Linked DNA regions of Homo sapiens: region 1 is linked to region 2. The links are chromatin loops, found by intact Hi-C in ENCODE. Cell type or tissue: mammary epithelial cell. All regions are shown on one strand. Each heading gives the region's core, and the rest is flanking DNA. Links, peaks and the distances in the headings are about the cores only. Region 1 overlaps ARL15 (ARF like GTPase 15). Region 2 has its middle 150 kb from the start of MOCS2-DT.

Region 1 (4,400 bases), core at 215-4,214, 730 kb before region 2:
TGAAAGAATTTGGTAGTATTACATTGCATCATTGCATTAGTCAGAAGCTAAACTTTCTAAATGAGTTTGGCACTGGAGAAGGCTTCTAGGTTTTTTGCTATATTTTTCTTAAATGTCATTATATGAGCTAAAATATTCTTCAGGTGGAATACTATATGACGGAATGTTTAAAAGTAACAAAATACCAATCTGTTAAAGAAAAGAGCAAGGGTCCCAAAGTGGCATCTTTTCAGTAATTACATTGTGATATCCTTATCAACGTGGTTATTCCAGTCTCTTTCAGCTCATTCATTTACCCCCACTGGATTGGGTTAGGACGCATGAACTTACTTGCCATAGTGAACCACAAATATCTTGACAATGGACACACTGCCATTAAAATGGAGTTCATTTTAATACATGTTGGTAATAAGGTTCTGTGACTTGCTGATTAAAAAATGCCACACTTAATGAAACTGGAATTTTCCCTTTAATTCTATTCTTCTGAGACTAGACTGCCTTGGTCCTGAGGAGACACCCATCCCTAATCCCAGATTCAGCCAGGACCTGACTCTAACTAATCATGATGGCTGATTATTCCACCTGAGGGCATGTTGTTAAATTGCTATTACCTAGAATTGTGTGGGAGGCTTTTGCAAAGTAGCAGAGAGAGGAAAGAAAGTGCACAGACAGATAAAACTCTAAGGAGGGAGGAGAACCCCAGGGCAAAAGCAATATGAGGTAAACATGCAGAAAGCTGAAATAGGCAAGGTAAAAGGTGCAGAAAGTTGAAATAGGCAATGTAAGGACAGAGTTTGATTTCAAAGATAGAAAAGGAAATTGTGAGATGATTGCAAAACTGTCATCATCATCATTATCTTCATCATTCCTTCTTTATTTTTTAGAGACAGGGTCTCCTATGTTGCCCAGGCTGGTCTTGAACCCTGGGCCCAAGGGATCTTCCTGCCTCAGCCTCACAAAGGCTAGGATTACAGGCACGAGCTACCATGCCCAGCCCAAAACTGCATTCTATGACTCAATCAGTGGTTTATCCTCAACAGCAAATAGAAATAAATAGGCTATGCTCAAAGGAAAGAAGAGAGTTAACAGTTTGGTTCCAAGGCTAACGACTAGGAGTGGGATTATTCTATCATTAACAATCTGCACTGTGTTTCCTAGACGAAAATGTGTATCAGGTGAAATGACACATTTCTACTTAACATCATCCTAAATTAGTGCTTTTAATATCTTTTTTTCCACAAAGAAATGGCCACATTTTTTAACTTCTTTTTTTTTTTGAGAAGGAGTTTTACTCTTGTTGCCCGGGCCAGAGTGCAATGGCGCCATCTTGGCTCACAGCAACTTCCACCTCCCGGGTTCAAGCGATTCTTCTGCCTCAGCCTCCTGAGTAGCTGGGATTACAGGCATGCGCCACTACGCCCAGCTAATTTTATATTTTTAGTAGAGACAGGGTTTCTCCATGTTGGTCTGGCTGGTCTCAAACTCCCGACCCACCTCGGCCTCCCAAAGTGCTGAGATTACAGGCGTGAGCCACTGTGGCTGGCCTGTGACCTTTTCATGCAATGTACCAATACTGTACAGCCATTGTGCCTAAATATGTGATATCTTACACATTTGAGATGGATGGGCATCTAACATGGTAGAGTCCATGACATTGTTGGTACTAGACATTAGGTTTTATTACAACACAAAACGTTAGTTATTTGAGAAAATAAAAATGTTTTTTCCTAGTATAACCTAAATGGAATCACATGCCAGATACAAAATTGTGAAAGCAAAGGTGAAATTTAATGGAATACAGTTTAAAAATGCATTTGGGTAGGTACTGCCATAAAAGTATTGCCTTTAAAATTGTAACCTAACCTGGAATGACAGTGCTTTTAACTAGGTATAAGATGTGTGTAGAAGCAAGTATAGATTTCCTCTGTGTGTGTTATATGTATACTGAGCAGGTATTGAAGTGTTATGACATTGTTCAGTCATTCAGGAAAATGGAAAGTCTACTTGTCTTTATTTAAACTTGTAGTTCCCAAACTGTATACCAGGGCACCCAAGGGTACCACAGTCAACTCATAGGGGATGTTTTAAATTTTAGAGGAAAACACAGCAATGTTTGGTATCTGTCAAGTACCCAGTGCATTACTAGATTGAGGTAGTTCACAGCTTCAACATTAGATGGCGCTACATTCCTTTTGACGATGTCATATCTTTCTAAGGTTGGGTTTTTGGAGGTTAACTTGATACAAAGCAAGTACTGCATGGCAACAATTTGGTATGGGAAATGAAGGCAACTCTATCCAATATGATTCCAAGATTTGAGAAGTTGTGCATACCCGAAAGGTGTACGCATACTTTAGTGAGTAGTTGTGGTTAAGAATGAAATAAAAATATACCTTTTTTCTTTCAATTTATAAGTATTATTTTTTTCAAACTGCTACCAAGTTATTAGGACAGCTCCTTAGTAGTTGTTTGAACGTAGGTACTTAATAAGTTAACTGTTAGGTATTTCTTTTGGCCTAAAGACACCACCATAGTGGGAGATTAATCACTCTCCCACTACGTGGGAGATTCATGAATCAAGAAAATTTGGGAACCTCTGCTGAAAGTTAACTTGGTGTCTTGGAGTTGAATCAAACATGTCTATAGAAGATTTTGTGAATAGAAGCATACTTCTGATCTTGCTCTGTTCTTCCCCACCTGATAGGGTCAGCTACAGAGCCAAGGTGTTTACACTCATTGCTTCAATTGCCCCCCGCCCCCCCTTTTTTTTTTTTTTTTTTTGAGATGGAGTTTCGAGCTTATTGCCCAGGCTAGAGTGCAATGGCGCAATCTCAGCTCACTGCAACCTCCGCCTCCCAGGTTCAAGCGATTCTCCTATCTTAGCCTCCTGAGTAGCTGGGATTACAGGCGCATGCAACCACACCTGGCTAATTTTTGTATTTTTAGTAGAGATGGAGTTTCATCATATTGGTCAGGCTGGTCTCGAACTCCTTACCTCAGGTGATCTGCCTGCCTCGGCCTCCCAAAGTGCTGGGATTACAGGCGTGAGCCACCGTACATGGCCTGCTTCAATTCCTTTTATATCAGCTGTTCAACAGCAAATAGAGACACCATGCCCCGGCTCCCTTTCATTCTGTTTAGATCTAATAGAATCTATATTCCCTACCAAGTATAACAGATGCGTTCCTAAAATTTGACCATAAAATAAGTTCCAGTACATTCAATTCAGTTATCTCATTGGCTTCCACTTCAAAAATGGAATTATACCCATGGGGTGGGGGTAGGGAGTGAGAGGAATTAGACTATATGAAAAGACTATATTAAAAGCAAATATTTCAAAATCAAACATTCAAAGAGAAAAAAAAATAGTGTTTCTTTGTTAAGATATTCGGAATAAGCCACAAAAGGCAAGCACATAATTAGCACATAATTTCAAAATTTTTTTGAATTTTGAAAACAAAATTCAAAAAATCAGTGCAGCAAATAAATTAGAGGTGCTTTTTCAATTCATAAAATAATTCTTCTCTTGCAGAATCATTCATAAGAGGGTTCCCTGTGATATGAGCATCCCCAGGGCATTTAAAATATGATTCAATTTTTAAAAATTCTATTTGTACCCAGCTTTCTTCAGAAACACAACTTTGGTTTTAAACAAGGTGCATCTGTTTCCAGAAAATGCTTTCCCATGGATCTGTGTGTAGAAGGGTTGTATTGCATCTGGAGATCACACTCAGCTCAAGTCAAGATTCTCTTTGAACGCACCAAGCTTAGGAGCTAAACTGTCTTGGCTGTGTGCTTGTGTTTGATCCTGTTGGGAATGAAGCTAATTGTTTAAGAATTTACATCCTGGTAAGGCTGTTAGCACTTTAAATTGATTTGGTATTTTTAAAAACTTATTTAAGATTTACTTATACTGAGGAACCTGGCTTTCCCTGAACTAAAAAGAAGAAATTGTATTTCCAGATTTTACCTGGCTTATCATCTGCACAAAATCTACTCTAGGAGCATTCTTTTATGTAACAATTGCAGTGGGTTTTACATATTGTCTTTGTAGCAATATGATGTGTTTTTTTTTAACTATTTTTTTTTTAGAGACAGGGCCTGGCCCTGCTGCCCAGGCTGGAGTGCAGCCTGGCTCACTATAGTGATCCTAGCTCACTATAGACGACCTGGGCTTGAGCGATCCTGCTGCCTCAGCCTCTCAAGTAGCTGGGACCACAGGCGTGTGCCACCATGCCCAGCAAATTTTTAAATTTTTCAATGGGTTTCACTGCATTTCCCAGGCTGGTTTTGAACTCCCAGACTCAAGTGATCCTCTCGCCTCAGCCTCCCAAAGCGCTGGAATTACAGGTGTGAGCCACAGTGCCCAGCCTTGTGCTTTCTTTAAAACTTTTTCATGC
Region 2 (4,400 bases), core at 118-4,117:
CTCATCAGGCCCATAACTTGGGCCAAATTTCAGCAAAATTATACTAGAAAGTGCTAGACTGCTAAAGGAGAAGCAGTATTAAATACCAAAACAGTGGCTGGACCTAGTTAACACGTACTGACAGGAACAAGGACATAATGCCTGGGAATCCTGAAGAAGCCAGCTGAATGAGGGAGTAATATAAGACTGGAGAAGGAATAGAGTGTTGAAATGGGGGCACCATTCTGTGACCCAGGATTTGACACTTTGGTAAAGGGCCAAGGGGCAGTTTTAATGCTATACCAGGGTGGTGGTTAGAAGATTGGGAAAAGTAATGCCCTCCATCAAATGTCAGCAAACTTTCTCTGTAATGGGTTAGGTAACAAATATTTTAGGCTTTGAAGGTCATATGGCCAATATGTAGACAAATGGGTGTTGCCAGTAAATTGAGTGTTTCAATAAAACTTTCCTTACCAAAAAAGGAAACCGGCTGGATCTGACTTGAGAGCCAGAGTTTTCCAAACACTTCATTTAATGTAGAACATTAAATGAAGTAGAGATGCCAAAACTTCTGTGGCAGACTGTGAAGAAAGGTATTAAAAATTTTGGGAAGTGGCCATGCTAAGTTGGGCTACTAAATAAGGCTGGAAAAGCCACCATTTGAGTATATTCCTTGAGAGGTCTAGGGGAAGAATCTACTTATCAAAGCAATAAGAAATGTGGTAGTGAAGAAGAACTAGTATCTTTGAGAAGCTTAGAGGTGGCTGTCCTCTACACTGGGCCTCAATAGGAGATGCTGTTACAGACATGCGAGTTAGGATCCAGAAATGGCCAGGTAGCTGCACTTCACTGAGAGAGGCAAGGCAACTGTAAGTATCATAATGAGCAGAAGCTTGGAATGGAAGCCAAGAAATGTTCCTAAGGGCAAGATAGATGGGCAGCCAACAATGGTGTTGCTTAATATATGTGCACAATCAAAATAGTTCATAAATGTGTGAGTAGAAAGCAGAGGGCAGCTACCACAATGGAAAGCCACACTTTCTTGTCAAGTATGTATAGTGAAGCAATGCTTAGACATAGAACCTGTCAGCTGAAAGAGTGGCCAGATATCTACAAAAAACACTCAGCAACCCCAGAAGCCATACAGTAGGGATATATTCAGTCCTTCCCTCTGGGGGAAACTAGGCCCTTTGGAGAGGGACACGCCTTAACAGTTTAAAGACTGATGGATCAGGGTCTGAGCTGATCCTCATACCAAGGGAACAAAAGTCCCTCAATCATCCTCTGTTTGACTAGAGGCTTATGAGGGCCAGGTAAAAAGATGAAGTCTTGGACTATGTCTATTTCAATGTGTTTATTGGGGTTAAAGGCTTACCTGCTGGACATTTCCTTTGTTTTTGAACACATAAACTGAATGAACATACTTGGTAGTAAGCAGAAGTTTCACATTAGCTCCTTGACCTTTAAATAAAAATTACTGTAGTCAGAGAAGCCAGGTAGGAGCACCTGAAATGGCTTCCACCTTGAACAAAAACGTAAGTGAAAACATCACTTTTGAAGAAGTTGGAAGATTAAAAATTTAAGGAATGCAGAGGGTGGTCATCTTCATCATATCCCCAATTAATTCACTAGTCCTGTTCCTGAAAAAAAAAAAACTGATGGCTATGGCAGGATGATATTGGGCTAAAGAAAGCTAATTGCAGTTGTTGTGTCAAATGTGGTATCTTCACGAGAGCAGAGCAACACCGCCTCCTTGTGTAGCATGAAGGGATGAAGCTGACAAATTCATTCTTTTCAATAGTCATCAGAAATGATGATCAGTAACAATTCACACTCACATGAGATAGACAACTGTACCTATCTACAGTCTTACCCAAGGGCTATGTTTATTCTCCTATCCGTCACATTATAAACTGAAGATAGGTGAATCATCTTGACTTTCTGTAGAACATTGCACTACTGATCCCTTTTATTGATATCTTGTTCGTTAGACCTTATATGCAAGAAGTGGTAAATGTAAGCCCTGGTAAGACACCTGTGCTCCTGAGGGAAATAGATAAGTTCTAAAAGAGTTCAAGGGCCAGTCACATTAGTGACCTTTTTATGTGTTCCAGTGTTATAAGGCATGCTGGAATATCTTCATTCAATGTGAAGAACAGATTGTTGTGCCTTATACTTCCTAACACTAAGAAAGAAGCACATTCCTTGGTAGGCCTCTTTGGGTTATAAAGGCAACATATTCTGTACTTGGGAATACTTCTGTGACCCATTTATTACAAAGTGAAACACTGCTAGTTCTGAGTGGATCTTAGAGCAAGAAAGGACTCTGAAGCAATTCTGGGCTGTGGAGCAACCAGTGCTGCCTCTTGGGCAGATCCTATGGTAGTACAGGTATATCTAGTAGAAAAGTAATGCCTGTTCAACCTGAGAAAGCTGACTGAAAATAAAAATAAAAATATAGAAAGATAAAACACTGCGTGGAGCCTCTGGAGAGCCACAATAAGAGAATTGTAGCATAGGATTCTGGAGCAAGTTTATGCCATCTGCCACAGAGTATTACACACCATTTGAAAAACATCCTGGCATGCTATTAGACCCTGGTAGAAGATGAGCATCTATTGATGTGTTAACAAGTGCTCATTCAGCCATGTCTTTCCATTATAAGTTGGATACTGTCAGCCTACCAAGTAATAAGTTTGGGCTCAGATAAAATGCCAGTAGTAGATCCAGGATGGGGCTTGAGATAGTTCAGAGAGTGAAAGTAGGCTGCATGGCACTTATTTCCATGTCACATGCTAGTGTTTCACCATTGCCTCTTTCTCAGCTCACAGCTATGGTCTCTGGGGCTTTCTTTTCAGTGGCCAATGGAAGAGGCAAGAGCCTGAGCTGGGTTCATGAATCAGTCATGTTGGTATGTGGGTATAAGCTAATAACGCACTGCCGCTCTACTACAGTCACATAGAAAGTGACAGTGGTGAGAGATAACTCTTCAAATGGGCAGCTCTTCAGTGAGTGATCTGTTTTAGTTCCTTTGTTGGAATGGGACGTGGACTAGGATTAAGATATCTCTAGACCCGTAGGCAATGGTGAATGGCTTAGCTGGTTGAATATACATAAACTCATGGACAGTGGTAAATGGTTTAGTTGGTTGGTGAGGAGCTTGGAAGGAACCAGACTGGAAGGTCAACAATAAGGATGTCTGAGGAAGAGGCATGGGGTTTGACCTATAGAAGTAAGCACAAAGTATGAGTAACTTAGTGTAACAAAATGTAAGTAACTTTGTACAGAAGAGGTGCTAAAAAAAAAATGAAAAGTGGGCAAGATAGAGATCAGTTTGCCTCTGTTCTCAGCCATCTCAGGGATTGTGCAATGGGCTTTTGAATGGAGTGGACCTAGTGGCAGAGAGTGAGGCTGAGGTTCTCTCTCTCTCATGAAGGCTGATCAAATTACTTCTGTTACTAATATCCAGCCTATTGCCACCAAGACCAATGGCGATTCCCTACTAAGACATCATTTCTCAAGGAGGCCAAGCAACTACTTGGGGGCAAGTTTTTACTTTGGATCCTCTTCTGCCCTAAAGGAACAGTGATTCATTCTGACAAGATTGTCTTGTATTCCAGTGAGGGGTGACCTTTTATGCTTTGGTCAGCATCATGATTCAAAGGTTCATGAAGTATCTCATGTACTAACATGGGATCTCACATGATACTTCCTTGAACAAAGGAACCAGTTTTAGTGGCAGAAGTGGGATGGTGACCACATGACCATGGGATCCACTATTTCTAACACACATGACATCATCCCAAAACCAGTGGGATCACCTCTTCTCAGCTGAGGTACCAACTTGGAGATGACACTCTGCAAGGATGGGGTGCTATCCTGCAATATGTGGTATGTACATTAAACCAAAGGTCCTTGGCTGTTCTGTCCCTAATAGGTAGAATATAAAATTCAGGGACCCAAAGGGTGTAAGTAGAAGTGGCTCTACTTAACATCATTCCCATTGACCACTTGGAAACTTTGTGCTTCTCATTCCTGCAACCATAAGCTTTGTTGTTGTGGAGGTCCTGGTTCCTGGAGTGGGAGGGACTCTTCCCCTCAAAGACACATTAAGAATCTGAATAAACACTTGTTGTGTGGTCATTTTGGGGCTCCTCATGGTAGTAGACCAGCATGCTAAGAAAATAGTTACCTATTAGAGGGTAATTTACCCCAGTCATCAACAGGTTTGGTTGCTGCTATATAATAGAGGAGTGGAGAATATTTTTGTCGTTAAGTTGATCCATCTTGACATCTTTTGGTTTTCCCATGTCCACTTTTAGGTGTAAATGCAACCATAGTAAGCCCAGCCTGATAAGGACATAGTCACTAGGGATTCAGACTCCACAGGGATGAGGGCCCGCAAAGCAAACCACCTTGAC

What was found. A loop is a pair of places that touch in the nucleus more often than their neighbours do. Peaks named below come from ENCODE experiments on the same cell type or tissue, not always from the same donor. Only the 100,000 strongest peaks of a DNase experiment are listed, where the experiment ranks them.
Region 1: a loop joins it to region 2, with 7 times the contacts of the local background. A loop is called at or near these places in 1 of 110 quality-filtered maps.

The regions. Positions count from the first base shown.
Region 1 is chr5:53,989,924-53,994,323 of GRCh38, reverse strand. All of the region lies in intron 4 of ARL15 (ARF like GTPase 15), which reads left to right. Among named protein-coding and RNA genes, the nearest start is that of MIR581, 41 kb to the right of the region's middle. In mammary epithelial cell, for the core only: a CTCF peak has its summit at 2,159 (motif pointing right); no DNase peak of the experiment used is centred there.
Region 2 is chr5:53,259,893-53,264,292 of GRCh38, reverse strand. No RefSeq gene overlaps it. Among named protein-coding and RNA genes, the nearest start is that of MOCS2-DT, 150 kb to the right of the region's middle. In mammary epithelial cell, for the core only: a CTCF peak has its summit at 1,728; a DNase peak (open chromatin) is centred at 1,712; H3K27ac peaks cover 1,209 bases.